2 separate regions of the Mus musculus genome follow, and region 2 is linked to region 1. Evidence: chromatin loops called from intact Hi-C (ENCODE). Cell type or tissue: left cerebral cortex. All regions are shown on one strand. Each heading gives the region's core, and the rest is flanking DNA. Links, peaks and the distances in the headings are about the cores only.

What was found. Peaks named below come from ENCODE experiments on the same cell type or tissue, not always from the same donor. Only the 100,000 strongest peaks of a DNase experiment are listed, where the experiment ranks them.
Region 2: it touches region 1 in a loop (3-fold over the local background); 1 of 42 quality-filtered maps calls a loop at or near these places.

Annotation. Positions count from the first base shown.
Region 1 is chr5:146,215,304-146,231,174 of GRCm38, reverse strand. It overlaps Rnf6 (ring finger protein (C3H2C3 type) 6), which reads left to right and starts at 9,718. Exons shown (of 5, transcript NM_028774.3): 1 at 9,718-9,955; 2 at 10,691-10,773; 3 at 13,079-13,274; 4 at 14,983-15,078. The coding sequence starts at 13,097. It overlaps Gm38745 (a long non-coding RNA gene), which reads right to left and starts at 7,458. Exons shown (of 2, transcript XR_868694.1): 1 at 7,122-7,458; 2 at 2,140-3,861. It also overlaps a transcript of Cdk8 not described here. In left cerebral cortex, for the core only: a CTCF peak has its summit at 9,760; DNase peaks (open chromatin) are centred at 9,752 and 10,132; H3K4me3 peaks cover 1,773 bases; H3K27ac peaks cover 941 bases.
Region 2 is chr5:146,369,838-146,385,708 of GRCm38, reverse strand. It overlaps Wasf3 (WAS protein family, member 3), which reads right to left and starts at 703. Exons shown (of 10, transcript NM_145155.3): 1 at 371-703. In left cerebral cortex, for the core only: a CTCF peak has its summit at 8,923 (motif pointing left); a DNase peak (open chromatin) is centred at 8,936.

The DNA of each region.
Region 1 (15,871 bases), core at 7,877-11,876:
CACGGCAGCCGCTGTCGTAAAAACGTCGCGAAGCCTCGCGCTGCCTCCGCCCCACCTGTGAGCGACTCCGGAGCTGGCAGCCGTCTCTTCTGACGCCGGCAGGCGAAAGGGCCTCGCTCAGCCGCGGAGCGGAGCTGCTGACAGACTTACCACGTGGACTAACCCAGTCGCCAGTGCGGCCAGAAACTCCAAGGCTCAAGTGCACGGGTGGCTGCAGAAGCAGTCTTTACCACGACGCCGCGAATTCAGAACGTTGCATGATGGGATTGGTAGTCCGTCACGCAACGAGTTTCTGCTGCATGGAGATTATTTTTCCCAAAGCCGCATCTCTACAATCCAATTTACTTAGCCCATATAAACTTAGCAAAAGACACCTGTTAGGTCGTGGGGGATGGGGGGTGGGGGGCGGTTATTTTGTATTGAAGTCACTTCTGAACTCCAGGATTTAGAAAAGGGCAATTACTGCTCCCCACCCCCACCCCAAAGACTCCAGGTTTTTCCTTTCGTAGCCTCAACCTGTTTCTAAATACTACAATAAACTACGTGGTTGTATTTAAGATTTCTCTTCTTTCTTTGACATCTTTATACCACGGGGGGGGGGGGGGCGGTGGGGGGGGGAACTTAGTGAAGGGGACTGGGGAGATGGGTTAGAGTGCTAGAACGCTTGCCACGTGTTGTAATTTGATTTCTGTTGCTGTGATAAAACACCATGTCCACATATAACTTGGCGAGGGAAAGATTTATATCAACTTACAGGTAACAGTCTGCCACCAAAAAAGCCAAGACACCTGTTTAAAGAGGAAAAAAAAAAAGCTTTTAATCCACACATGTTTAAGTGTGCCTGTAATACTAAAGCAAGGGAGACAAAAAATAAATAAATAAATAAATAAATAAAATAAATAATAAAAAAGGCAGGATCTCTGCAGCAGGATGACCGGCTAGCCTTACTGAAATGGTATGCTCTCAAGGTTCCATGATAGACATCAACCTCTAGACTCCAGACGTATGCACTCATGCTTATACTTGCACACATCTGTGCATACACAAGAATGCTTATAGCCGGGCGTGGTGGCGCGCACCTTTAATCCCAGCACTTGGGAGGCAGAGGCAGGCAGGATTCTGAGTTTGAGGCGAGCCTGGTCTACAGAGTGAGTTCCACGACAGCCAGGGCTACACAGAGAAACCCTGTCACGGAAAACACAAACAAACAAACAAAATACGCTTATACACACAGGCAGATAAATTGGCAGAAATATCAAATAGGTCGTTGATAGTAAAGCAAGAATGTGTCTGCTATAGGCCTTACATGCCCTCTAATGACCCAGATTTGATTCCTAGCACCCGCATGGTGATGGCTCAGAATCCTCTGTAGCTCTAGTTCCAGGGGAGCTGACACACTTCTGGGAGTTGTGAGCACTATACATGTGGAGTGGCGTGTACATACACTCAGAGGCGCGCGCGCACACACGCACACAAAGTAAATAAATAATTTTTTTTAAAGACAGGCTCATGTGTTATAAAAATATAACAAGAAAATTTCTATTTTAAAAAATAAATTTAGCCAGGTGGTGGTGGCGGCGCATGCCTTTAATCCCAGCACTTGGGAGGCAGAGGCAGGCAGATTTCTGAGTTCAAGGCCAGCCTGGTCTACAGAGTGAGTTCCAGGACAGCCAGGGCTACACAGAGAAACCCTGTCTCAAAAACCCAAAATAATAATAATAATAATAAATTCACAAAATGACTGCATAAAATAAGGACGTACATTTAAAAAAAAGACGTAAGAAATACAAAGCATAGTCTTGATGTTGTCAAGGGGTTCTGAGCTAAGACATGTGGGGGTACTGTCTTAGTTAAGGCAGACATAGTGCTGGAGAGGTAGCTGAGAGTTCTATATCTGGATCTGCAGGTAGCAGGAAGTGACTGTGACACATTGGCCAGATTGAGCTTCTGCTGCCTCAAAGCCCACTCCCTAGTGTCACACTTCCTGCAACAAAGCTGCACTAATTAATAAAGAAGAGGAAGAATAATGTTTCCATACTGGAGGACTTTGTTATAAAATATAATACGGCGGAGGGATGGGGTGTACCTGGCAGGCCCATGCCATGATGCCCCCTGAGAAATCATGCCATGAAACAAATCTGATATAAAGAAGGTTTATTTGGGGGAATTGAAGGGGGTGAGCACCTAGAAAGGGGTAGAGGCAGACAGATGGGAGCAGAGCCGTGAGGGTAGAGAAGGGGGGACAAAGAAGGGCAGGAATAGGGAGAGAGACCAGCCAAGAACACTTGGGGACAGGGAGAGAGAGAGAGAGAGAGAGAGAGAGAGAGAGAGAGAGAGAGAGAGACAGACAGACAGACAACAGGGGTGTCGAGTAGTCCTTTTATACGTAGCCCAGACCTGGCAGTAGGTGATGGCATAAGCTACTGTTAGGTCCCTGGGAGGAATCTAGTGTAATCGCCTGTGAGCCAACAGACTTACATGAAGGTCCAGCAGGTATGGCCAAGTGCTGAGCAAACGAACAAAAATGGTGTGCACTTTTGTGAACAACCTGGCAGGGTAGGTATGTCTTCTTTTCTTTTTGGAGATTATAATTACATTACTTCCCCTCTTCCTGTTCCTCCCACCAAGACTTCCCATGTTACCCTTGTAAATGTTTCTGCTAGAATGGGAGGGTATCCTAGGACCCACACAGCTCCAAGGGGGAAAGGCATGCCAGCAGAAGGGCACCTGAGACACGGGAGCGCAGGAACCACACAGCTCTGAGAGGAAGGCTCCTCAGCAGAGGTGCTGCAGCTCTTGGGGAAGGGTATCCTTGGGTGAGCTGAGGAGCCTCAACCCTGCTCCTTCTCTTCACTTCTCTTCATTGCTTCTTTTCTTCCTGGCTTCTTCCAATGAGAGAGTCACTCCAGGCAGAAAACTCTCATGAAAGAGATTTTTTTGGAGGTTCCAGGATGTGGAGGGATGAGCCCAGGGACGGTTGCGGTTGCCTTGTGTTGCTGGGAGAGGATAGCCGGGGACCTGACCAAGGGACAGTGCTTACATAGGGTTTCTGAGGAGGCGGAGCTTCTCAGGACAGAGATTTCCAGAGTGAGGATTGGTGGGTTTTCCTCTTCTAGGACTGGTGTGTTCTCTTGCTCAGGGATTGGAGGGATTTTGTGGAAAGCTGGGGGGGGGGGTTGTTCTGCTCAGAGATTGGTGGCTTTTTTTCACGCCCCCTCCCCTTTCCTTGCATCAGGTCTCTGGGTTAGGGTGGGAAGTCCTTCCTGACCATATCTGGCTTTCTCTGAGACACCACCTCTGTGGAGCTGCTGGGAGGGACTGGAGAGGGGGTGCTGCCACTGAGGACAGTTCCTGTGGGACAGCTTCCGCAGTGGTATTTCACCAAAATCGTATAGGCTGAGGCAGGAAAGAAGATGTCGGAACCCTGGACAGCTCCTCATACTGGCAGTAGGCTGAGGCAGGAAAGGTGTTGCCACTGTGGACAGCTTCTAAGGGGCAGCTCCCGTTGAGGTGGGAAGGGAGATGGGCCACCGTGGACAGCTCCAGTGACAGCTGCAGGCTGAGAAGGTGTCATGGTGCTGCCATTTTGATAGGAGCTCCTGCAGGGGCATCTTACCACGGCCCATAGGCTGGGGCATGAAGGAGGTGATGGCCGCCACGTGGATGGATTTTGTGGCACATCGCTTAGGGACTACAGATGCTGTCCAGACAAAGTGAGGCAGAGAAGAGGAAGTCCCAAGGAGAAAGGGAGTCTTCCAGTTTGCGCCAAGCTCCAAGAGTTATGAGGAACTACAACTTTATTAGCAGGATCTTTCAACACGCCACCATAACTTTCCCACCATTCTGGACTCTACCCAGGAACTGTGAGCCAAAAGAAAATCAGTCAAGACATTTGATTACAACAACGAGCTAAGAAACTACTCCAGAAGATTGGTATGTAAAGTAGAGTTGGTGATACTATAAACCTGCATGCGAGGTCCTAGGCCTTGACAGCTGGTTTACAGGAGGAATGTGAGAGAGTTTGGGACTTTGGGCTAGAAAAGACTGTGAATATGGTAACCGGAGTGAAATGGGTCATCCTGGTAGAAATTTGGTAGACAGAAATGATGAAAGAAGAACATGAGACCTAGCTTGTGAGGCTTCAGGGGGGAACAGGGCTATCAGGAACTGGGATAGGGATGACCCATCTAAAGTTCCAGCCAAGGATGTAGCTGCATTCTGCCCGTGTCCCAAGAACACGAGTGATGCTGAAGCCACAGGCAAGAGACTAATTCGTTTGTGGAGGAAACATCCAGACAGGACAACATTCTCTCTGTGTCACATGTACTGTTCTCATCCCTGTGTTGACAAGGGAAAACGTGACAAGTGGAGACAAAGACAAGAAAACTGGAGAGCTCAGTTAGGAAAAGTGTGACCTTAAGACGGTGAGCAAAGCATCTGTAATTGTTAAAGAGAAACCCACTGTCTTAGTTAGGGTTTCCATTGCCCAGAGAGACACTATGACCTTTTATAAAGGCAATTGGGGCTGTCTTACATGTTCAGAGGTTCAGTTCATTATCGTGATGGCAGGAAGCATGGCAGTGTCCAAGCAGGTATGGCGCTGGAGGAGCTGAGCATTCTACATCTTTTTCCAAAGGCAAACAGAAGATTGTCTCATGGGTAGCTAGGAGGGGGGTCTCAGAGTCCACCCCACAGTGACACATGTCCTCCAACAAGGCCATACCTCCTAATAGTGCCACTCCCAAGGCCAAGCATATTCAAAACATCACACTAACCCTCTTCATTGGGAAAATAGGAAAGAAGGCCTGAAGAGAAGATGTCACCCATCAAAGTCTACAAATAAGACACACCTCATGCCAGGCTGTCTGGCCTACATCTTTAACTCTGCACTTGGGAGGCAGAGGCAGGCCAGCAGAACTTCTGAATTACAGGGCAGCCAGGACTACACAGAGAAAGAAACCTGTCTTCAAAACCCACCCCAATACCATGGGCCAGATTAAATAAAATTAGAAATCCGCTGAGCACTAGTTGCCTCAAATTCCTGCTACTGTGATTTTCCAACCATGATGTACTATACTTTGAACTCATAGTCAAAGTAATTCCTTTCTTACATAGCTTGGGGTATTTGGTCTCTTCAATAATATATGTAACTAATGCATTATCTTTTTCTATTTAAGAGTTAATCAAGGCCATGGTGGTAAACACCTTTAATCCTGGAACTTGAAAGGCAGAGGCAGGCAGATAACTGTGAGTTCTAAGTCAGCATGTATATATAGTGAGTTCCAGGACAGCTAGGGCTATATAAAGAGACTCTAGTGTGTGTGTGTGTGTGTGTGTGTGTGTGTGTGTGTGTGTGTGTAGAGAGAGAGAGAGTCAGAGAGAGACAGAGAGAGAGAAATAGAGAGAGAAAGACAGAGAGAGGCAGCAGAGTCTTGCCTTTAGAAATACAAACTTTTTAGAGCTGAAGAGGTAACGCAAGGGTTAAGAATACAGGTTGTTGTAGAAAAGGATGTGGATTCATTTGTCAATACCACATGGTGGCTCACAACCACCTATAGCTCCAGTTCCAGAGGGTCCGATGCCCTCTTCTAACTCCAGCAGGGACCATGCACATGTGCAGCACGTGTATACACACAGGCAACACGTTCTATAAAGTAATTCTAAAATACCTATTTTAAATATGCTATGGAATCTCTTAGCTTTCTTGCTTTCTAGCTTCCTTCCTTTCTTTCTCTTTCTTTCTTTTCTCTTCTTTTTTTTTTTTTTTTTTTTTTTTTGGGTTTGGTTGGTTTGGGTTTTCAGACAGGGTTTCTCTGTGTAGCCCTGGCTGTCCTGAAACTCACTCCATAGACCGGGCAGGCTTTGAAGACTCAGATCCCTCCCCACCCCCCCCCTTTGCCTCCCTAGTGGTAAGATTAATGCTATGTGCCACCACATGAAGTTTTTAAGTTTTATTTTTAAAACGATTACAAAAATCTTTTGTTCTGCTTGGAAACAAAGAAGAAAAAAAAATCAAGGTTAGAAAAAATATGGGCTGGAGAGATGGCTTAGACATTAAGAGCACTGACTGCTCTTCCAAAGGTTCTGAGTTCAATTCCCAGCAACCACATGGTGGCTCACAACCATCTGTAATGAGATCTGACGCCCTCTTCTGGTGCTCACAACCATCAGTACAGCTACAGTGTGTTCATATGCATAAAATAAATAAATAAATCTTTAAAAGAGAAAGAAAGAAAGAAAAATATGAATGAAAATAGAGAGTTGAGCCTGGTGGTGGTGGCTGCGGTGGCTGCAGTGCCAATGGCACACACCTTTGATCACAGAAGTCAGGAGGAGGCAGAGGCAGGTGGATCTCTGAGTTCCAGGCCAGCTTCATCCTCAAAGGGAGTTCCAGGACAGTCAGGGCTACACAGAGAGACCCTGACTCGGGGCAGGGGAGGGGTTGCAGGTGGAGGGATAGAGAGTTGAGAAGAGTTCAATTTTTCAAAATTTCTTTAATCTCTAACATTTTCTCACCAATTTCCTATTGATCTTTAATAGCTCCTTTTAACTTCAATATAGTGAGCCTGTCAACTTGTGTTGACTACCAATTTTATCAATTCTTTTTTATGTAAGTTTTTGTTTTGTTTTGTTTTGTTTTAAGTCAAAACAGGCTGCCTATTCACTTTAAATTCTCTGGGGTTTTTAGTTTTGTGTGTGTGTATTCCCCCCCCCCCCAACCCCCATCCAATTTTGGATTAAATGTTTCAATGAAGAGATACATAAAGCCAAGTTATCTTTAGATTTCCCCATTTTCCAAATACATATAAGTTAAACTAACACAATTATCAAACATAAAACCAGCTGGAGTACCACATGGCAGCTTTTCTCTGAACATTTCCTCCTTCCATGAATTAGACACGGGAGGAGAAGCCGAAAGCAAATGAACAAACCAAATGTCCTGAAAGCAAACAAACCGAACCGGGCACAGGCAGAAACCAAAAGAAACAGATGACTTTAAACAAACAAAGAGCTCCCTAAGCAAACAGGGAGAATAATAAAGTAACCAAACTAAGAGGATCCTCACAACCAGTGCAAAATAAAGCAAACCAAGGTAGGTCTAAGTCCCAGAAACAACTCACCAGCATTCCGCTGAGGAATCAACACCAAACAGTTGGCACTAGAGGCCCAGCCTGGCAACAATCCAGTGACTCCTATTACGAAATTGGATCATCTTTGGGGCTCCACATTCAGCCACCAAAACCCCTTAATGCAAAAGCAGTTCTAGCCTCAGAAAGAATGAGTTTGTCCTGGAGCCAAATGTGAGCGGCCACGGCTTGGGAAGACAGATTTCAGTTATTCCAAATACCATGTTCCGTAGCAGTAACAGATTCATGACTTTCTTTTTCCCCTGAGACAGGGTTTCTCTGTGTAGCCCCGGCTGTTCTGGAACTCATTTTGTAGACCAGGTTGGCCTCCAACTTAGAAATCCGCCTGCCTCTGCCTCCCAAGTGCTGGGATTAAAGGCGTGCGCCACCACTGCCCAGCTCATGATGGTTTTATAGTAACAGAACAAAGAAAATAAAATTGAGATACTTTCAAGATACCTTGATGGATAAAGCCAAATCTGGTGGTACACGCCTTTAGTCTCAGCACTCAGGATGCAGAGGCAGACAGATCTCTGAGTTCAAGGCCAGTCTGGTCTATAAAGCTAAGGACACCCAGGCTACACAGGGCTACCCTATCTCGAAGGACAAAAGGAAGGAAGGGAAGGAGGGAGGGACGGAGGGAGGGAGGGAGGGAGGGTGGAGGTTGGTGTTAACAGGCAGGCAGATCTCGTAAAAGCAGGAAAGTATGTGCTACTGGCCACAGATGCTATCTGCTTAGATTATTTTGAGTTGGTGGAAGCTAAGGGACTTTCCATAAGGCCTAACCTGCTAGTCACAAGGACGTTAGGTTACACACAGACATGGGTGATAAGTGGTTATTGTGGGGGGACATGGCGAGAGATATCCCAGGGTTATTTGGCTTTGACTTGTAACACAATCATGGAACTTTTAACCAATCTGCCTTGTAGAGTGTTTAACATGTCCCTGGAGGGGAGGGGGGAACGTCTGTTCACAAGTCCCACTTCCAGTATTAAAAAGAAATGGAAGGGACTTCAAGGTAAGGTGAGAGATGAGAGGGCTGGCTTGATGTGTGCCTCTGAAAGACATAGTCAGAGTAAGAAAAAAAATAGACATCTCCCCATCTTAGTCAAAGTTTCTATTGTTGTAAAGAGACACCATGACCAAGGCAACTCTTGTAAAGGAAAGCATTTCATTGGGGCTGGCTTATAGTTGTAGAAGTTTAGTCCATTAGCATCATGGTGGGAAGCATAGCAGTGTGCAGGAGATAATGGTACTAGAGAAGGAGCTGAGAGCTCTACATCTTAATCCATACACAGACAGCAAGGAGGAGACTGAATATGTTTCACACTGGCTGTAGCTTGAGCATCTAAAACCTCAAAGCCTTGCCTCCACAGTGACACACTTCCTCTAACAAAGCCACACCTCCTAATAGTGCCACTCACTATGGCCAAGCATTCAAACACATGGATCTACGGGGACCATTCCTATTCAAACCACCACAATCCCAAATAGAGCTATACAAAGAAAGCTTTAGAGAATCATGAAGCAATTGGATACTAGAAAAAAAACAAAGTCAGGCTACACAGAGACATACACCCACCACTGTCTCCATCACATAGCTCCCTGATGAAGTTGGGGAAAGGAACTCCAACAATAACCTTACTTCCAGAAGGAAACTCAAAGGAAAGTCTTATCCTCAGAACAACAACATAAAAGGACATATAGACAGTTTGGATCAATATTCAAAGGGAGAGAAAATAATCACCAAGCAGGACACCCTAAATAAGACCCAACCCACTTTAAAGCCATTGGTCTCCCCAATTGGGGTCACTTTTCTACAGGAGAAATCTGTAACACTCTCCTATGTTTTAAATATTAAACAGATGGGGAGAGAGGAGGGGAATCCTCCTGATAGACAGTATCACCTTTTACTCTAGTAGTTTCATTGATGCTAAGGCTTGCTACATCATGGTAACAAAGCACCCAGCAAACATGGTAGCACATCCCTAAGAAGGGCAAGAAGCTCACCAGCTAAAGGCCTGCCTGGGCTATATGAGCCCCCGTCTCAAAACAAAACAAAGTCACTCAATAATGAAAGAAGGGAGGAAAGAGTTATGAATCACAGCAGTATGCGCGTATTAAACTGATTAAGCCATTTGGCTGATGGGGGTGTCAGGAAAGGGCCCTACCAGGACCACAAGAAATGGTTGGGTAAATCTGGTGTCATATAATGAAAAAAGAAATTAGACAAGGGATAGCGGGAGAGAAAGAACGTGAATGGTTAATATTGGGAGCTTCGAAGTGCTTTCTCATCACAAGCACTTGATATTTAGTTTCCTCATCCCAGTGAACTACACTAAGGGAAAATTTCAAACTGGGTAGTTAACCCGGGTAGTAATGAGCAACGAACAGCTTGACAGATGCGTTTTTCTCCAGACTTCGTCAAAGGACACTGAAATACGAGAAGAGGAGCTGGCATTTCCAAAGGGTGGAAAGGCGCCTCCGCCTTCGGTCCTGAAGCCGCCACGGGCTCTGAGTGCCTTGACCCGAGCCCGCGACAGCCGGACCTGCGCACAGCAGATGCGGAACTCGGGCGCCGCGGCTCGGCTTCCGGGGAGCGCCGTTTCCAGACGCACCGGCAGGGTCGCTGCAGACGGTGGCCAGTCTTAGTTCTCCGAGGCGGTGCGAGAAGGCCGGAGATCGGACGCTCCTCTCTTAGCTTTCTCTCCGCCAGGTCGACTCCGAGCAGCAACACAGACTCTGAGCTTCGCGCCTCAGGGGAAGATTAGAGGGCGTAGCGGCCTTCGAAGGCTCGGCCAAGAACCTTCCGCCCCCTCGCCGCCTCGGTGAGAACAACCGCGGGTCATCGCGCTGGAGGTGGGGTCGGGGGGAGGGGGCGTTGGGTACACGGGGCGGGGGAAGGGTCATTTGGTGAGTCTCACTACTACTTCCGGGAGACGCCTCGGAGAGGAGGACGTGCTAGGGGGCGGGGTTCCGAGGGGAGAGACACTTACCTCTTATCCGATTGGCTTATTGCTTGCTGGTTGAGCTTTGCTAGTTGCTGATTGGCCGGCCCCAAAGCCAAATCCAGGTCGCAGGGGAAGCGTTACTTGAGGCTAGATTGAGGTGAGATTGGTCGGGTTCCTGAGTCCAGTTCGTTTACTGGAGTAGGGACTTCATCTTAACCCTAGTCGGGGGCCTCGATTAACAGGATAAGGAAAAGAACCAGTAGCGGGATGGTGGGGGCGGTTGACAACGAAGTGAAGGCTTAGAACTAAACTAACTTCCTCACCTAACCCTAGCTACACCCAGATGGGAACGTGATACGGTACGAAGGCCTTTGAGAAAGGAGGAGGCGCAATCCTCGGAGCGGTGACAGTGTAGGAGGAGAGACCTTCTGGGAGGTTTTTTTTTTTTTTTTGTTATCTAATTGTATGAGTCTCTAATTACCTAGATGATGGTATAACAGAACCTTCTGGAGAATTTAGCTCTGGCTTTGCAGAGGAGTCGGGAGACTACTGGGTGTTCCGGGACTTCAAAGAGGCAGTTTGCTGAATAATACAACTTTTGTTTTTATTCAGATGAGCAGCTCTCAAAAGAGGCACAAACATCAGAAGCATGGATACAGTCTCATCTGTTAGAAGAATGTTCAAAGGAAAATAAGGTATTCATTTTGCCTTACTTATGCTTAGTTAATCCAAGAATATTGCCTTGGAGGAGAAGATCTCTGGTTTTTTAATATTTTAAAGAACTTGACTTTTTTTGTCATTAGATTTCCACTTATTAAACATCTGTTTCAAAAATCAAGTTTCTAAGCTGGGCGTGGTGGTGCACGCCTTTAATCCCAGCACTTGGGAGGCAGAAGCAGGCGGATTTCTGAGTTCGAGGCCAGCCTGGTCTACAGAGTGTGTTCCAGGACAGCCAGGGATATACAGAGAAACCCTGTCTCGAAACACCCCCCCCACCCAAAAAAAAAAAACCAAGTTTCTGCTGTGACCACCAAAAATGCACTTTGCTAATAGTTACTGATTGCAGTGCAAATGGAAATCCTTTACTTTTTGATATTATTAATTAAATTAACATCTGAGTGAATCTTGCTCCCCCCAAGGGGTCTCATATGTGTGTGTGTGTGTGTGTGTGTGTGCGCGCACACACACACACATTCTTGAATGTTCTAGAATTCACTCTGTAGACCAGGCTGCTCTGGAGCACACAGAGATTAGTCTGCCTCTCTCCTGAGTGCTAGGAATGAAGACATGTGTTACTACACCTAGTTTAGTGGTTGGTTTTGTGTGTTAACTTGACACAAGCCAGAGTCATCACAGAGAAAAGAGCCTCAGTTGAGGAAATGCCTCCATGAGATCCAGCTGTAAGGCATTTTCTCAGTTAGTGGCCCAGCCACTATCTGTAAGTGGTGCTTCCCTGGGCAGGTAGCCTTGAGTTCTATAAGAAAACAGGCAGAGCAAGCCAGTAATCAGCACCCCTCCATGGCCTCTGTATCAGCTCCTCCCTCCAAGTTCTTGCCCTGTTTGAGTTCCTGTCCTGACTTCTTCCAGTGATGGGAGTGTAAATAAACCCTTTCCTCCCCAACTTGGTTTTTGGTTGTGGTGTTTCATCGGAGGAATAGAAACCCTAAGACAACTAACTAGCATTGCATTTTAAAATTAGGAGGGTTGTTTGTTTTTGTTTGTTTGCATTTTTTATTTGGTTTTTGGTTTTGCAGACAAGGTTTCACTGTAGACCAGACTGGTCTTGGACTCAGGATTCTCCTGCGTCTGCTTCCTGAATGCTGGAATTAAAGGTGTGCGCTACCACCCGCCTGCCTAGTTTATTTATTTATTTTATTTTATTCATTTATTTATTTATTTTTGGCTTTTCAGGACAGGGTTTCTCTGTGTATCCCTGGCTGTCCTGGAACTCACTCTGTAGACTAGGCTGGCCTCGAACTCAGAAATCTGCCTCTCAAGTACTGGGATTAAAGACGTGTGCCACCTCCGCCTGGCTTTATTTATTTATTTATTTTAAATGCATCCACTAGTCAAATGCATGTGTCAAGTCTTACAATAAAGAACTCAACATATAAACAACAACAAAACAACTTTTAGGAGCTAGTAGGTCTAGGCCTTTGCTTTAAAAGTTATCACCAAGTCAGACACAATTCAACACATATATCTCATATCTGAGTATTAAATTGATCATCTTCTTAAAATTTATCTTTGTCTCTCGAAATTGTGTCTAAAAGCATTCATCATGTTAAAATTTTAGGCTTGAATAATACATGTTCTTGATGTACAGAGGGCTCCCTCGTGCATCCTGGGACAGTTAGGAGTACAGCCCACTGTCTTTGTGATGTACAGAGGGCTCCATTGTGCATCCCAGGATAGTTAGGAGTACAGTCTACCGTCTTTGTAGATGATGATGTCCTGTACTCCTTCCAGAAAAGATGGTGAATAGAAAATGACCACCACTGTCTCACTGCAATTTATTGAGATGAAAATAATTTTTGCCTACTGTGTCTACTGAAGACTCAAAGTTGATGTCTCTGAGACTGAAAACCAACAGGAAACAACACACTGTGCATGGCTCTGAGGATTGAGAAAACACACAAGAGCTCTGGCTGTCTGTATCAGGCCATCCTTCAGTGTGGAATGGTTAGCCTCGGGAGTTTCTGGTTGTGGGGGCTACATTTGAGTGCTATCCTCGAAGCAGACTTTCTGCCTTGGTGAGGAGACGAGGAGAGGGAACACTGCTTCTTAGAATCTTAGAATATCAGTTCAGTAAGTCTCTAAAGGCAGTGGTGAATCACAGATGAAGAGATTGTTAGTGGCCTACATCGTGAGTTCTGGGCCAGCCAGGATTACATAGTAAGAGCTTACCTCAATAAACCAACAGCCAAATCAAAACAAAAAAAGTAGGAAGCATGTTAGCTCATGACTGATGCATTGACTTTGTGCATGTTCTTTAAACAGGAAACTAGAAGTCTCAGGATGGATCCGTCTAGATCTAGATCAGGTGGGAGTGGAGAAGAGAGCTCATTTCAAGAAAATGAGAGAAGATGGCAGCAAGAACGTCTCCACAGAGAAGAAGCCTATTATCAGTTTATTAATGAGCTCAGTGATGAAGATTATCGGCTAATGAGAGACCATAATCTTTTAGGCACCCCTGGTAAGAAATGGGCAAAGGGGGAAATTTTTCTATCATTGAAAGGAGGGATTTAAAGTAAAGAGAGTGCCTCCCTTTGAGTACTGTTTTGTGAGTCTGAGAATTATGCAGTATAACAAAATCACTGCCCTCTGTGTTTGATAAATACATGAGAATACTGAATATATAGACACACACACACAGGCCAAACTTATAAAGCCAGTGTACATAAGCATTAAGTGTTACACGCATAATTCTCACCCTCCACTGCCAACCCTCACTTGGATTGAAACCTAGGGTTTTGTGCATGTTAGGGAAGTGTTCTGCCACTAAACTAGACTCTAGCTCTCTATTTCTCTTACATAATATTTGTACAAAGAAACTGTTATTTGAAACTTAATTCTTAACTTATTTGAAGTGTTAACATTCAGCTAGATTGTGACCAACCAAAAGTCCAATGTAGTCTATACATTTCCTTTCAGATTTACTTTATAGGAAACGAGCTGAAATATGCCTGTCTGTGTGTTTGTATATTTGTATGTTGGTGGCTCACATAATAAAATATTGTGGTAGAATTCAAGCACCAAGATTTGAACATTTCCCTAAAATTACTCCCTAATTTTCTTTTAAACTTAAACTCGATGTGAGTACATCTCATCCTTTTGTTGTTGTTTTCAAATTAGTTTTATTTTTTGCTGTTTGTCTCTGGTGGGGGGGGGGGGGTTGTGTCCATGAGGTTAAGGTCCAAGGAGGCCAGCAGAGGCTGTAGGGTCCCAGGCCCTCAGGTCTCCTGGAGCTGACATTGAGCCCCTCAGTCTGGGTGCTGGAAACTGCTGAGCCATCACTCCAGCCCTAACTTACAGGTTCTTACTTAGAGGTTCTGGTAACCAAAATTATTCAAGTTTAGATCTCAATTTTAATGAAATATTAATAAATGACATGTGACTAAATTGATGTGTATTTGTATCAAATATTTTATTTAATTTTTTTAGTTTTTTAAATTTATTTATTTTATGTATGTGAGTACACCATTGCTCTCTTCAGACACACCAGAAGAGGGCATCAGATCCCATTACAGATGGTTGTGAGCCACCATGTGGTTGCTGGGAATTGAACTCAGGACCTCTGGAAGAGCAGTTGGTGCTCCTAACCGCTGAGCCATCTCTCCAGCCCTGTATCAAATATTATTAACTTCAATTTTTTCCAAAGATTTATTTATTTATTATATGTGAGTACACTGTAGCTGTCTTCAGACACTCCAGAAGAGGGAGTCAGATCTCATTACGGATGGTTGTGAGCCACCATGGGGTTGCTGTTAACTTAGATTTATAAACCATGAAAATAATAAAGATCATCCTCTGTAAGTTAAGATTTTTTAAATTACATTTTATTTAGTGTGTGTGTATGTGTGTGTGAGAGAGTGTGTGTGTGTGTGAGAGAGAGAGAGTGTGAGGGTGTGTGTGAGTGTGTGTGTGAGTGTGTGTGTGTTTGTGTGTGAGTGTGTGTGTGTGACTGACAATGAGTACTTAGATGCTACAGAACAACCATAGGTATCTTTTCTCTCCTACTATGTGGTTCTTGGAATTCAGGTTGTCAGGCTTAGTAGTAAGTGCCTTTACCTGCTGAGCCATCTCACTGACCCCAGTTGCTAAAGTTTTTATTTCACAGGTTCTCATAAAGCTTGGTAATTTATTTATTTATTTTTTAAATGAGTGCTCTTTTGTTGTTTCAGGAGAAATAACATCAGAGGAGCTGCAGCAGCGCTTAGAGAGAGCAAAGGAACAGCTGGCATCTCAGCCTGGCTCTGACAGCGCGGCAAGTGATGGAGGTAGTGTGGCCTGCACTGCTGCAGGAGGCCTGTTCACTGTTTCCATGTGTTCTTCATTAGATAACAAGTGTGCTAAGAACAGTCTGCTTAGGGGTTAGAGAGCAGAGAAAAAGTTGAGAAGTGTTTCTTATACATAGTTTCTCTTCATCAAGTTTATGTGTACAGAATAGTAGAAGCCCAACTTTGGGACGCCTCTTTCTGTTCTACCTCCTCTCCCAGAGACATTCATCTTTAATTAGGTTGTTACCAGTCTGCTGACTGAAGGGTCTTTTGCTCTACCTGCATAGAAACTGTGAGTGGTTCCCAGCTTCTCGGGGAGACAACTAATGTGATTTTAACATTAAATTCAGAAAGTGAGATTTCTTAAGAGATCACCTTCCTGAAGCCTTTCTGCCCCTAGTATTCACCGTCTCTGCATACATTTTACCTGTGTGCTATCGTACACCCTCTTGTTGGCTCTCTCCCTTCACCCACCCATCAGCTCTTTCCAGTCTCTTGCTCTTGGGTCCTTCAAGGTAAACACACACAACTAAAGAGAGGAGGACCCGTTTCTCTGGTTCAATGGATTGTTCCCTTTAAGTTTATGACAAAGGCTTACATTCCGTGTTTACAACCCAGCCGTACTCAAGTAAAGCCTGAGTGAGACCCCTGGGTTATAAAATAAAAGCAGGACAGAGTAAGAGAAATAATGGGAGACTTGGATTATCCCTCAGTTATGGACACTTGCTGCCTGTTACTTTAGATGTGAAGACAAGTCATTAGACTTGCCATCCCTTTGATTGCCCTAGGGTAG
Region 2 (15,871 bases), core at 6,826-10,825, 160 kb before region 1:
CATAGTTTCTCAATAATTAAGAACTCTGCTCTCCACTGCAGAGAGGCCAAACCAAGAGGGAAAACCGGCATTTGCTGGGAAGTACCAAAGCCAGAGGGGGGAAAGATGAGCTGTCCGGGAGGCTGCGCCATGGACCAGGCCGGGAGCAGCCGGAGCCTCGGTGCACGCGGCCCGCAGGACCCCAGCGCAGGCCAGGCCGCACGCGGGACGGGAGCAATCGGGATGAAGGATGCGCAAGGAGGATGCGGCGCCACCTGCGGCCGGGAGGGACCAGGGCAGGTCGGCAGCCCGAGCGCGGCACCCCCGGAATCCCGCCCCGCGTCCCCCGGAGGTCGGCCCGGAGCCTGGGAAGGACCACAGCCGCACTCACCGCGCCGCGCTCCCGGCTTCATCGTCCTGCCGCCCGCACCGCAGCGCGCAGCGGCGACAGACGCGGCCCCCGGCCCGGCACCGCGCGGCCACGCCCCCTTCACGGCCAGGGGGCTGGATTGGCGAGCTCTGCGGCCAATGGAGAGCCAACGGGAGAGGGCAGCGTAGGCGCTGCGGGGGCGGGGCGTTGCGGAGAAGGCGGCGCATCCTCAGGCCTCCTCCTCCAAGGTGGGTAACCAAGGGGCCTGGGTACCTCCTCTATCTGCAGACCCCTCGGATCCCCACCTGTAGCTTACCCTTCACCTGGATCTTGAGGCCCCTGGTAACACAGGGCTGTCTACCTACCTGTATGTCCTCGGACACGGTGCAGGGCTGGGGATTCACCCAAGCCTGATAGGATTATAGCCCTGTCATCAGTTGGCATTAACCCCTGGAGGTTCAAAAACCCTCCATCTTTTTCATGTTCAGATTCCTCTTCCCTTGGTCTTCACCGTCTCCAAATCCTATTCTCCCCACCTACGAGACACACAGCCTATTAAATAGGGTAGTCTTGAACCACCAACTTATCCTGGTCTCCGGTAGTGCGGGATAACTGAGGCAAAAATAAACAAGACCAGGAGAAAGTGGGGGTTGCGGGGGGGGGGGGGGAGAAGATAGCGTGTTCTCCTAAGTTCCAAAGGAAATGAGCTTTACTGCATCAAAACACGAATGTTACACATGTCCTCTGTCTTTATTTACAAATCGAATCACAAAATAGAAAGCTATATTTAAAAAGCTCAAGAAAACTGATTCGGGTGGTCTTTAAGACGTGATAAACAAGCCAGTAGTAAATGCCTAACAGTTGGTAGACATTTTAGCAGAGTTCACACTGACACAAAGATAGCAGAAAAAAACACGCACCGTTCACAAAATCTGCACTGCTTTCAAGGGATTTTTAGAGCTCTATCCTCGCTTTCCATATCATAGCAATTTGGAATATACAGGTAAACAAGACGTCAGCTCTCCAGTATTATAAACACTGACACGGGGATATATTTATGCCCAGCCCAAAGACAACTTGACATTCAAATTACAACTGCCTCTCCTCCTTTTCGTCTGCTCTTACCCAGGGAAGCAGCTACCATACGTATTTACGTACATTCAGGTCATTGATGGAGGACACAAAAATCTGAAGATACAGGAGTATCCAGACTGCCTTTCTTGTGGTTGCTAGTCACATTTACTGAGTCCTCTCACTTCAGTCCCCCTTGCCTTACCTGAGCTGCCTCTAGACTTACTTAACTCTGAACATGCCGTGACCCTTAATGGTGCGGCTCTGGAGTGTTGACACTTGCTGCATCGGGTCACTTCCTTTTAGATCCCAGTTCCCTGACAAACTCAGTTTATTCTCTGCTTATGTCCAGTGAGATACCTTGTACTGTGTCAAACAGAGTATGTAGTACATATAACTTACTGTTGGTGTCTTTGTTAGGGTGTCATCGCTGTGAAGAGACGCCACGACCAAGGCAACTCTTATAAAAGCAAATGTTTAACTGGGGCTGGATGGCTGTGTCAGAGGTCTAGTCCGTTATCATCATGGCAGGAAGCATGGCAGCATCCCGGCAGACGTGGTGCTAGAAAGGAAGCTGAGAGTTCTACATCTTGATCTGAAGGCAGCCAGGATGAGACTCTGTCTTCTGCAGGCAGCCAGGAGGAGCTCTCTTCAGCCCTGGGTGGAGCTTAAGCATAGGACCTCAAACCCACCCCCACAGCGAGGAGATGCACCTCCTCTAACAAGGCCACACCTCCTAACAGTGCCATTTCCCATGGCCAAGCATATTCAAACCACCACAGTTAGCATTGTGTCCTCAACACACTGGAATTGCTTCAGATGCACTACATATCTACACAAAAAGTCTGGAGCAAACACACGGGCTTCCGCAACAACATCACCATGTTGTCACATGTCGCAGACTTTTTAGAGTCACGGTAATATATCCCTTATCATGTGACGCTTACCATCAATCATCTTTACAAGATGGCTCCTCTAGACATTGCATCCCATTCAGGAAAACAGTAGATAGACAATGGACAAAAGACCAGCAATTTCCACACCCTTTTAACACTCTGTGAAGCCCCAGTGAGCACCTTCTGTTTGCTAGTCAGACCCATGTCAAGTGACTTCAAAGGAGCCAAAAAGTATTATGTATTTTAAGACAGAAAGACATTCAGTTTATGTTAATAAGAGGGAACAAATGTGCAGAGCCTATGTATGGCCAGTACCTGTCAAAGTTGCTAAATGAATAAATTCATTGGCTGAGTCTCCCATTTGACTCACTCATAAGAAGCTACTGGAATCTCAGGAAGAAAATGACACATACAGTTTTAAAAATGAGCAGATCCTTTGTCAAAATGAACGTGGAAAAACAAATACAAGAACTGAATAGGCATATGTACCACCGCATATACCAATAGGGAGTTATAAATTAAAACAAAACCTAAATAGCATAGCATATATACTGGGTAGGCTGGAATCCAAAAAATGCAGCAATGCCAGCCGCTGGCAAGGATGCAGGTCCACGGGACTGCTTGTGCACTGCTGCTGAGGATGCAAAAGGGTACACCTACTCTGGAGGACAATTTGGCAGTTTCATACCAAAAAAAAAAAAAAGACTCATTTTTTTTCATAGGGCCCAGCAAACACAGTTTTAGAAATGTATCCAATGGAGTTGAAAACTTTTGTGCATACAAAAGCTTACACCTTGGACTGGAGAGATGGCTCAGTGGTTAAAAGCACTTGCTGCTCTTGCAGAAGACAGGGGTTTAGTTTCCGGCACCCTTAGAAGGCAGTTCACAACCATCTGAACTCCAGTTCTAGGAGACCAGACGCCATCTGCTGGCATCTATGGGAACTGCATGTACATGGTGTATGTGCGCACACACACACACACACACACACACACACACACATACTCAGGCACACACAAATACACATAAAATAAAAATAAATAATTTTTTATCTTAAAACTTCTGCTTCAATGTTTGCCTATAATCACCAAACACTAGAAGAAACTAAGATGTCCTCAGTAAGTAGTGGGTGATGTATCCATATAGTGCAAGAAGAAGAAATGAACAATGGGGCCACAAAAAGATGGGAGAACCACTCATAGCTGAGTAAAAGAAGACAATCGGGAAAAGCTATGTGTTACACGATCCTGAAAATGTGATATTCTGGAAAAGTAAAAAATATGGAAAGCATAATATCAGTGGTCGTCAGGGGTCAGGGAAGGAGAAAAGCAAAGATTGGATAGGTGGAGGGCAAACTTTTAGGACAATGAAGTTACTGTGGAGAAGACATTACTGTGTGTGTGTGTGTGTGTGTGTGTGTGTGTGTGTGTGTGTGTGTACGCGCACATGCATGGCATGTATGGCGTGTATGGCATGTATGGTGTGTGTGTATATGGCCCACATTTGTCCAAATCCAGAGAATGAAGAGTTCTAGTGTAAACTGTGGGGTCTCTTTAATAAAAACACATCACCGTGCGCGTGCAAATGGTAGCCTCACGCCTCACTAACACATTTATCCCTAGAAACTGGAAGGAGAGCATGAGTGCCTGGAAATCTGCACCTGCCTCTGTTATTTTGTAAATCCAGACGTCCTTTTAAAAATGAGTTCATCACTGACAATGGCAAACTCGTAGACATGGTAGTGAAGACAATGGAGACGACATTTCATCTTTTTAAAAGGTCATCTTTTGCCTTGTTGAAGTCACAAATTACATTCCCCTTGCGTTACTGGTAACTCTTTAGAGTCCTTCTACACACGATAATTAAGTTCTTATACAGCTTTATATTGAAAAATTTCCCAAATGTAAAGGAAAATTCAAGGACTTATAAAGTGAAGGCCCATTTTATTCTGTCCCTGTCTGCTGTCCACATACTGCCTTATGCCACATACGGCTTGTCCCCCTGTAAGTGCCTTACTTAGTCCCTTAGCCCACACACTCCTTCCCCCACCTCTCTCCCCCTCCTTCCCCCACCTCTTCCCCCACACCTTGCTCTCCCTCCATTCCATCCCCATTCTCTCCCTCTTCCTCTCCCCTTCCCCCTCCCCCTCTCCCTCCCTCCCTCCCTCCCTCCCTCCCTCCCTCCCCCTTCCAATCCCCTTCCCCCTCTCTCCTCTCTACCCCCTCTCTTCCTTCTGACACATAGGTTATTTAACTAAGCTAATCGAAAAAGAATTGCAAACACCAAGACATTTGACCCTAAGTGTGTTGGCTTTCTGTCACAGAAGAAAATAAAATTACCTGGGAAAATTAACTGTAAAAAAATGGAAGGCTATATTTTGACTATTGTTTCAGAACCTGAAACCTGTGTTTGCTTAGCTCTGTGGCTTAGCACTCATGGTGAGACAGAACATCATGATAGGAACCACACAGATTGCTTTATAGTGGGCAGAAAAGAAACAGAAGAGGTGGAGACCCCACTATCCCGTTCTGTTCAAAGGTATGTCCCCAGTAACCCACCTCCTCACACAAGATCCCAGCTCTTTTTAAAAATTATTGTTAATTGAGTTATTTATTTAGTTCACATCCCAATTATAGCTTCCCCTCCCAGTCCCTCCCTCTCACCACCCCATCCCTGTCTCCACCCACCCCTCCTTCCTTTCTCCTCAAAAACCCAGAGGCTTCCCATGGATATCCACCAACCTTAGTTAGCATACCAAGTTGCAGCAGGCCTAGGCAGCCCAGTCAGAGGACAGGGATCCAAAGCCAGGTCTCAATTCTTAAAGGGCCCACAGCCTTCCAACAGCTCCTTCACATGTGGGCTTTGGGGAGACATTTAAAATCCAAACCACAGCTCTAAATACTTCAACATAATCTAAAATCCAGAACTTCCTCCTTCATTTCCTAACATATAAGAAAGGACATATGGAGCTTCCAACGTGTTGGAGTGTCTAGAGAATTCTGGTGATGTGAATGGCTGTTAGTGTCCCATGAAATCTTGAGTGAGCAGTTAAAGGTGTGGCCGGGCTGGAGCCCGCTGCCCTCCATGGACAGTAAGCTGTCCGGCATTACTGTGATAACTGAGCAGCTTTCTGTCATAATCCTATTAAGATCTCACAGTGACGTGTCTTAACCCTCTTGGGACACTCCATCGTTGCTCCTTGGCTGACCACACTCTCGGGTGGGTTCCCAGGGAAGTTTTAGAGCTGTCCTCACTTGCAGTCTGACAGTGGGTCCGGGGCTTTTTTTGAGACACTTTATAAATTAGATATTTGCTCAGTAATTGGTTTAGGTTCCCTTTTGTCATTGCTACTTGTTAGTAGAAAAACAATTGTCATTCTCCTGAACTTAGTAGCATGTCATCTTTCGTACAAATTACACGCTGTTTTGCATCAGGAGCTGAATTCAGTCTCACTTTGGGGAAAGCTGAAGAACAAAGAGATGCCACTAATTAAGAGGATATAATTAAAATATGTAAGAAATCAAATTATAAAGACATACTAATTGTCAGTGCTTTTGACACATTCACTTGTATTTGCTCTCAGAATGAAGTGAAATCATGACTACAGATCCTTTGGTGCTGTAGAATTAATTTAGTTCCATGAATAAATCTTCACCTACTCACCATTCCTTCCTTAAAATTAAGAAAAAAAAAATTTAAAAAGGGGCCTGGCGGTGGTGGCGCACACCTTTAATCCCAGCACTTGGGAGGCAGAGGCAGGCGAATTTCTGAGTTCGAGGCCAGCCTGGTCTATGAAGTGAGTTCCAGGACAGCCAGAGCTATACAGAGAAACCCTGTCTCAAAAAACCAAAAAAAAAAAAAAAAAAAAAAAAAAAAAAGGGGGGGGGACCTGGGGGTCAGAGGCAGGTAGATCACTATGAGTTCAAGGCAATCTGTCCAATATGGTGTCCGTACACAGCCCAGGTCAGCCAACATAGTGAGGCCCAATCTCAAAATCATCATCATCATCATTGGGAGTGAGAGGTGGCTCATCAATTAAACACATTTGCTGGTCTTGCAGAGGACCCAGATTTAATTCCCAGCACCAAACATAGCAGTTCCAGGACAAATGGTGCCCTCTCCTCCTTTCTGCAAGTATGTTTACGCAGACATTCATATGCAAAAGTAAAAAGCAAATCATTTTTAAAATTAAGAAAATTGTATCTATACGTACCCTGGCCCAAGGGTCATCTAAATCTGTATCTATATTTCTCATAGGGATATAATCTCCAGTTATGTAAAGATCCATTTTTTAAATCTTCACAGCAGCGAGGCAACATATTGATAATCTTATCACGAGGGAAGCAATGTTAGAGAAGACGAAAATACCCACAGGTGAAAGGATGTTTTGCTAGAGCAAACATGTGAAAGGACACATGATGTTTAGAAAGGATATAAACGGGAACCCAGGTACAGTGGGAGCTTGAGAATTGGTTCAGGTTGCTCTGTCTCTTTAGTCTTCACTAACCTAATGACAGGCACGTATCGGTTCGTCTTTCATTGTGTTGCTGAGCTTGGCTTGTGGTGACTACAAAGAGAGAAACTCATCAAAGAACTCAAGAAATTCCTGCAGCTTTCTTGCTGCTTCCTTGGACTCAGGCTGATTGGCGAGCCTTGCAGGGGTTCGAGTGTGGTGTCTGCTAAGTGGACTGGTCTGCAGCTGCTGATTACTGTTTGGTGTTTGCTAGTGGACTGGACTGAGAAGAACAAAGATTAGAATTGCCCAGAATACTTTCTAAACAGGTCCACTTCCTCCATATCCTAATAACCTTTCATTTTCCACTACCTCTGCCTCTGGTGGGTGGTGGGCTAGAGGGGAGGTTGAACCCTTATTAAAGTAGGTTGTAAAAAACACATGCTTACACACACCTCTCAGGGTTTTCCACTACTCAAGCTGAGGTCAGCATAACCAATTCCTCTGACCTATTTGCCTTTCCTTCATACTCCTTTGGCCTGTCTTCACACAGGAGGACAGGAGTGTCACATCTGTCTCCTGTTCAAAAGTCCTTGGTGGAAGTTCCCACTCCTGCAAGGTGAATTCTGCTCTCCTCACAAATGCTCAACATTTTCAATCTGAATATCCCCGCTGCCCATCTTTATCTGGGAGGGCTCGACCATCTCTGTGTAGCTCAAAAAAAAAAAATCACTTTTCCTTGAAGTGTTCCTGGGGAGTTGACCCTGACTACATCTGCCATTCCTCTGGGCTTTCCATGGCATTAACATTAGGGCCTTTTTTTTTTTTTTTTTAATGTTGTTCCCTATAACATTGGAAATTTCTCCTTGGAGGAGAACATTTCTTATTCATCCTGAATGTTCAACTGCAATCACATGCTAAGCAGCTAGCTTGTGGTTGTTCAATGAATATTCATGATATTCTAACAATAACTAATGTCCAGGCAATCGAGATAGAACTTAGTGGGTTCATAAAGAGGCGTGAAACTGGGGCCTGGGGAGATGGTTCAACTGGCAGATTGCTGATCTATAGGCATGAGGACCTGAATCTGATACCCAGCATCCATGTGGATAAAAGTAGCCAGGTGTGACATCACACACTTGTAATCCCAACACGGAGAGGCAGGGGCAGGTGAGTCACTGGGACTCATTGACCTACTAGGCTGGACTAATTGGAAATCCCAGATCCCAGGAAGATACTGTGTTTCATAAAACAATAAAAGGTGAGTGGGTCCTGGGGAATAGAATTCAAGATTGACCTCTATATGCAAACATGTGGCGCGCACATGCAAGCGCACACACACACACACACACACACACACACACGCATACATGCACACACATATGCACACACACACACATACTTACACACACATGCATACATGCACACACACACATGCATACACACATGCACACACACATATGCACACACACACATACACATGCACATACGTGCACATGAAATAAAAGATGAATGATATGTCACCTACACAAAACCAGATGGAGTTGGAGACATTTTTTCATGCTACTGAAGTGAGCCAGACACAGATTGATAAATATCATGTTTACTTTCATGTGTAAAATATGGATTTTGAAATATGAAAAGAGGCACACAAACACATATAAAATGAATGTATAATGCAGACTCTTTGAGGGAAGAAAGGGGACTAAATGATAAGAGAGCCTAGTGAGAAGAGGAAAGAAATAGCTCATGTGTCTTCTTATGTGTGAAGCATATATACATATATATACATATATATATGTGTGTGTGTGTGTATGTGTGTGTCTGTGTGTGTGTGTGTGTGTGTGTGTGTGTGCGCGCGCGCGTGCGCGCAAGTGAGTACTGGGGAGGAAGGGGGCTGAAGGGAGGGGAAGGAGGACACTGGAGAGGAGAGAGGAGTGAATAGATTCGAGGCCTCCAAGGCAGCAGACTTGCAGACAGCCATGGTGTACATGTGGAGAATAGACTTCCATATTCCGGGAGGACGCTGTAGAGATGGCTCAGCAGTTAAGAGCACTGAGCTTTTCCAGAAGACCTAGCTGGGTTCAATTCCCAGCACTCACATGGTGGCACGCAGCCATCTCTAACTCCAGGTAGGGATCTGGTGCCCTCTACTGGTCTCTCTGGGTACTGCATACACCTGATGCACAGATATACATGCAAGCAAAACACCCATACACATACAATTCAAATAAATAAATTACATTTTTTCCCAGGAAGATGCTGGTATCCCATGTGACTATTGGCTGGCAGAACATGATGCTCCATTTGGTCTGGAAATGCATGTTACCTGTCCCTACACTACTCAGTCCTGTCGGCCATAACACAGTTCCTTCTTACACTCATGAGGCAGATACGTAGCACAGAATTTGCTGAGGGAAGAGACATGGAAAAAAATCAGGATTTAAAGTCATCTGGTTGCTAAAACAGCAAGTACCCCAAGGTAAACGCAGGATGCAATTAGACACAAGGTAAGCACAGGATACAGTTAGATACAACTCCTTGGTCAGCTAGCTCTTCTGGATTCTAGAACCTTCAGGAGCAGAGGATGGGATGCAAAGAACATGACCTCTTGAATCCAGCTGCCTTAGGGGTTTGTTGCTGTGAAGAGACAACATGACCACGGCGACTCTTATAATTGGGGCCAGCTTACAATTTCAGAGGTTTAGTCCATTATCATCATGGCAGTTTACAGGCAGACACGGTGCTGGAGAAGAGGTTGAGAGTTCTACATCTTGATCTTAGGGCCTCCAAAGTAAATGAATGCCCCAATAGTCCTGGCTTGAGCAATTGAGACCTCAAAACCCACCTCCATGGTGACACACTACCTCCAACAGGACCATATTCACTCCAGCAAGGCCACCACTCCTAATAGTGCCACTCCCCATGGGCCAAGCAGTCAAATACATGAGTCTATGAGAGGCATACCTATGCAAACTACCATACAAGCACATGTGGATTAAATTCCAAATCCACTGTTTATTTGGGAAAGTGACTTGGTGTTTCCAAGTCCCTATATATAAGTAGCTAGGCAGAGGTTGGAGAGATGGCTCAGCAGTAAGAACACTTGGTGCCCTGGCAGAAGCAGCCAGTTTTGTTCCCAGAACCCACATGATGGGTCACACCTCCCATTCCAGTAGATCCAATGCCTTCTTCTAGCCTCTGGGTGCACATACATACACTCAGGTCCATACACATAAAACAAAATTTAAGAAGGTGCTATGCGGTGACCAATAAACACTGATAATGTCTTTCTTATCATCCCCTCCTCTTCCTGTTTTGTGACTGGTAGGATCAATTCCCTTCATAACTGATGCAGTTAGGATCTTGAATGTTCCCCTTACCCCCAAATATCCAATGATTAAAGATGGAATGGAAGAGTCATGTGAGGTTGTGGGAAGCCGTTGCAGAGTGGCAGTTACAGAGTGGCAGTTGCAGAGTGGCAGTTACAGAGTGGCAGTTGCAGAGTGGCAGTTGGCTACTGCTGGCCACCACACATACATAGGCAGTAAAGATTCTTTTGCCAAGATGAGGCTTTGAGAATTAACCAAAATTAACCAATCAGATGAGAGACAAGTTAACCAATCAGATGAGAGACAAGTTAACCAATCAGATGAGAGAGAAGTTAACCAATCAGATGTAGGCATGCAAATGATGTGGTAAGCATAACCCAAGCACAACCAATCCGGGTGTGAGACACGCCTCTCCTAGGCCTATATAAGCAGCACCAGTTCTGGGCTTGGGGTCACTTCGCCTCTGCAATCAAGCTCTCTCAATAAACGTGTGCAGAAGGATCCTGTTGCAGCGTCGTTCTTCCTGGCCAGTTGGGCACACGCAAGATGAGGTGGAGCCTAATGAGAGGCTTTTAGGTTATTGGGGTCATGCCACTTCCTCAAAGGTAGTTGTGGAACCCTGCCCTTTCCCTGGCTCTTTTTAGCTCCCACCATTAAGTTCTGCCACACCACAAGCTCAAAGCAATAAGATCAAGCCATCATGGACTTAAGCATTCAATACTGTCATCCCAATTAACCTTTTTATTTACAAATGAATCATTCCAGGTGCATATTACTATAGTGTTGAAAATTTGACCCTCCCCATAAAAAATTACCTGGAGAAAATGTGTTTCCAGTCGGTGTTCTACTGAGCAAACAAAGGGGTGCCCTGCAAATGACTAAATCCACATTTGTAGTGCAACATAGGGCTCACTGTACATATTTTAAACAAATAAAAAATAGGTCACGGGATATGCCTATAGTTTCCAATAAAGAATTCTATTTTTAAAATATACCCTGCAGGCTGGTATAGCAGAAGACAATGGCCCTCTGATGGCCCTAAATTTGGCTATTCAACTATAGAGTCTTCATTTTATTGGTTGTGTTATTACTATACCCAGTTTGCTTCTAAAATAAATATCCCCACGCACTCTTCCAGAGCATCCTGTGCAAGATTACCTGTGGCAGTCATGGAGGATTGCTGCAGTGAGGCAGGGAGATAGAGGCTGCCCAGGCCTTAGGTGGAAAAAAAATAAATCCCAGACAGATGATACGTGAATAAGTTGCCTTCATTATCAGATCCCCTTGACATTAGGCCTGGGGGAGGGGGGCTAACTATTTAACCACCTAAGCCCATATACATGAGTTATCATGTAACAACTTTGCTTGCAAAACAAATATTTCTCACAGATTTTGAATGTTTGTTAAATTTTATTTTTCCGTAGAGAAACCCTTGAAAAGAAGATATGCACCATCTGATCAGGTACCTACGATGTATGGAAATTAAGTGACTTGCTTGAGGTAACAGGTCCCAGCTGCCAAGGAAGGGCTGTTTTAGTCAATTTTGTAATCCTTGTGACAGGTCCACTAGCCTCCCACCCCCCTGTGAGATTATCAAGTTTGTTGGTTTCTATGAAACACTAACTGTATTCAGTATGCATTTTTGAGAGGCAAGCTGGGAGACACTCTGTAGAATGCCACACCAAGTGAAATTGCTTTCTGTTGTCATTAGGATCCCTAATAAAAAAAAGGAACCTTAAACTGGTATTGCCATAATTATTAATCAAGGTGGGGGGGGGGGTGGGAAGCATAGGGACAGAGGGAAAAGCGACTGGACGCAGAAGCAACACTACACCATCCTTTGCCGCTGACCCAGCATCCCCGGTCCCGAGACACAGATCTTCTCAGCTCGTGCATGAGCTCGGGGTCCGCGGTCTCTTTCAGTCAAACATCTAGGAAAACATCTAGCTCATACTGCTTGACATGGGCTGGGTGAGAGGTACACACAGCCCCAGAGAAATGAAACCAGATAAGAAGCCTAGGCTCAGCGTGTGTTGGACCTACAGTGTTATGGGAGGCTCCAGTCCACAGTCTGGGTTTTCCTCTGACAGCTAAGAGGCCGTGTGCATCAGTTCCTCTGACCGCGGGTGGTCCTTCAGTCTCCATGGTAGCAGGCTTTACCGGAGACACTAGGGATACTCCTGTTCTTGGAGCAGCATACAGGCACCGCAATGCTGGACTCGTCTTGTTGATTCTTCTCTAGATGGTGTGAAAACATCTTGTGTTGTGACATCGCTTTGACAACTTCAAACTAATTAGCCGCGGCTCTATTCTTAGTTACATTTTGATAGTTTTGACGAGACTGGACTCTAATGCCAGATAAGGAATTGGTGTGTTCTTGTGGATTCCTGTTCTCTGTGACAGGCATGGGCCCACAGACTACCTCCTGGCTTATCATCGACACCCTCGAACGCCTTTCCCAGCTCTCCATGTAAAACCCATTTGAGACAAGGTCTCACCATGTAGCCCCCTGCTGTCCTGCAACTCTTGTGTAATGAGACCTTGTCTCAAATCAGTTTTACATCAAGAATTGGGAAAGATGTAAGCGTATTATTTATATGCCAACTGGTACGGTTTTCTTTCAGCTAGCTTGGAAGTCACTAGGTAGACTAGGCTGGCCTAAAACACAGAGATCCACCTGCTTCTAGCTCCCACACGATGGGATTAAAGGCGTCTACCACAACACAACACCCTGCTGAGACTGGCAAAATATCCTAGCTGCCTTCATTCTCAAACCCAGCTTAGGATCCTTACACATTCCTCCCATTCCTCTCTAGGACGTGGACCGTTACATACAGACATGCGACATGCTTAGATGCAAAAGATCACCCACTGACCTGCCAATCATCCATCTGTCCATCCACCTATCTGTCCATCCACCTATCTCCTATCTGTCTACTGAAATGCAAAAATCACAGTCTTTAACACCTTTTTTTTTTTTTTTTTTTTTTTTTTGGAGGAAGAATCTCTGTGTCGATATCAGCTGCTGAGAGCTTAGTGATCAGTCCTTGTTGAGCTAAATACAGCTACGGCTAACCATCTATCCACGACTGCAGAGAAGCTGAGCTAACAGCAGCTTCCCTCAGTGACTCAGGGAAGACAGAGGAGGTCAAGCGCAGCCAGGGCTGGGGACACTGTCAAAAAAAAAAAAAAAAAAAAAAAAAAACCCTACGCAATCTTTCTGAAATTCCAGACTTCTGAGAGGCAGACTTGAGCCATATAATCTTCACATCCTTGGCACGTCAGAGAGACCGCAGTTGCGATCCTTCTTACTCGTTGCCCCATTTTTCCGTTAATCCACCCTTCGTCTCCGTAGAATTCAGGTTTGGAATTTCATCAGGGATTATTGTTATTCTCCCTAACTCATCTCTACAGTCAACCAAGTAATGTGGTTTTTTTTTCCCTCGTCAGACTACACGAAGTCATTAAGACAGATTATCCCTATTACATTTCAGCCATTACCATGAAGACTAAAAGCCTTCTATAATCAACATACCATACAGTTTTCACTCCTAAAACCTTTGCCCACTTAAACCCTCAAACCTCCCTGTTTAGGGATCTGCTTTCCACCTTATCAAGCAGCCAGGAATCTGTATTTGACTCCCCTCAATACGTGCAGAGGAAGCTGCCAGCGCCCAAGCAAATTAGGAATAATGGATGCTTCAGGATGCGCAAAGACCCTGGGTTCAGAATCAGAGAATTAACACTCCCACCCCACCCACATCACCCCCAAGTCCTAGCGCTCTGACATACACTAAAGAGTATTGCCTCATCTCTGTCTTTTCATGGAGAACATTGCTAGGACACAGTGTCCCAAAGCCCTACCCTGGCAGCCAGATTCTAATATTCTCTTATTACTTTATGTGCATCAGCCCATGTGTCTAAGGCCTTTGCTCTGTTAGTACTGTAGGCCCCTTGTGTGAAGACATGATTTCTGCATGTTCCAAAAGGGCACTGTGGTGGTTTGAATAGCAATGGCCCCATAGACTCCTGTGTTTGAATGCTTGGTCACAGGGAGTGGCACTATTAGCAGGTGTGGCCTTGTTTGAGTGGGTGTGGCCTTGCTAGAGGAAGTATGTTGCTCCGGGGGTGGGTTTTGAGGTCCCCTGGTGCTCAAGCTACACCCAGTGTGGCACACAGTCTCTTTCTGCTGCCCGAGAATTAGGATGTAGAACTCTCAGTTCCTTCTCCAGCAGCACCATGTCTGCCTGCACGCTGCCATGCTTCCCGCCATGCGGATAACGGACTAAACTGTAAGTGAGCCCCTGTTAAACATTTTCCTTTATAAGAGGTGCTGTGGTATGGTGTCTCTTCACAGCAATAAAACCCTAACTAAAACAGATAAAACATTAAGCCCATGACACTGAATCTTCATTTTAGATAATGTCATCTCAGTCCACAAGGCTTGTGCGACTAGGTGCTGTTATGCCAATCATGGCTGGCTGGCAGATCCAGCACAGCAGTTAAGAGTTTGTGGCCTCTGACCGACAGAAGGCGACCTGTGAATGGGAAGTGTGGTCTAGATGGAGACTAACAAACGATGTACATTTTATTTGCCAAGACATGTGGGAGGCGAATAGAAGAGAACACGCTAGCAGATTTAGCATCTTGTGTCTCTAAATATAAAGCTGCTGACTGAAGGCCAAGAGCGCAGCTTTGCACAGCTTCTCCAACTAAAACAGCCCAAGAATGAGATGCACAGTTATGAGCACCCAGGCGCCATCAGAGTTTGTGGTCAGATAGAGCTTAACTCTGATGACAGATTAAGAAAGTGAGCCAGGTGGCTCTGCCTGCCCTCTGTCATAGCCTTCCCACAGATCAAAGATCGCAGTGTTAAGCGAAGGTTAATATCCCCTGTAGGTGTGAGGCAGCGAGGTGAACCACTCAATTAAGGCAGACGGTTAGGCTCATATGCTGCAGGTTCCCCGGGTGAAAACTCCCATTGATACTTCTCTTTCCTTCCCTCCCTCCCTCCCTCCCTCCCTCCCTTCCTCTCTTCCTCCCTCCTTCCCTTCTTCTCTCCTTCTTTCTCCCGTGTGTGTGTGTGTGTGTGTGTGTGTGTGTGTGTGTGTGTGTGTGTGTGTTGTGTCTTTGGTTTTCCAGACAGGGTTTTCTGTGTAGCCCTGGCTGTCCTGGAACTCGCTCTGTAGACCAGGCTAGTCTCGAACTCAGAGATCCACCTGCTTCTGCCTCCCAAGTGCTATGATTAAAGGTGTGTGCCACCACTGTCCAGCCTTCGTTGACACTTTTTAAACAGACAAGTTGATCATCTCAAAGGTGAGGAATTCAGTCCACACAATTAGTGTCCCTCCTAGCATGTGACAGGCAGTGCAGTTCCCCAAAGTGGGGCCTAAGCAAGTGCAGAGATGCATAGCAGAGCTGTTTGGGGGTGCGTGGGAGGGTCTGTGGTGTTGAAGATGATGAGAATTATAACCTCTGGAGGCTCAGAAAAGACAGGCTTGAGTGAAGGCTGTGACCTTGAGGTGACATTGAAGGAGGACTCTGGACAGAGAAAGAGGCATGCAAAGGGGCTTAGGCTATGAGTCTGCAGGGCCATGAGGGTCCTATCCAGGCTAACACTGTCATCATAAGTAACACTGCTTTAGTGCTCACTGTGCACCAGGTACCACTTGAGGTACTTACTACATAAAAGGATTAGTCCTCACTCCTAAGAGCATTCCATTTGAGACACGGAGAAGCTAAGGCTTTCAAACGTTTGCACAGATATTGA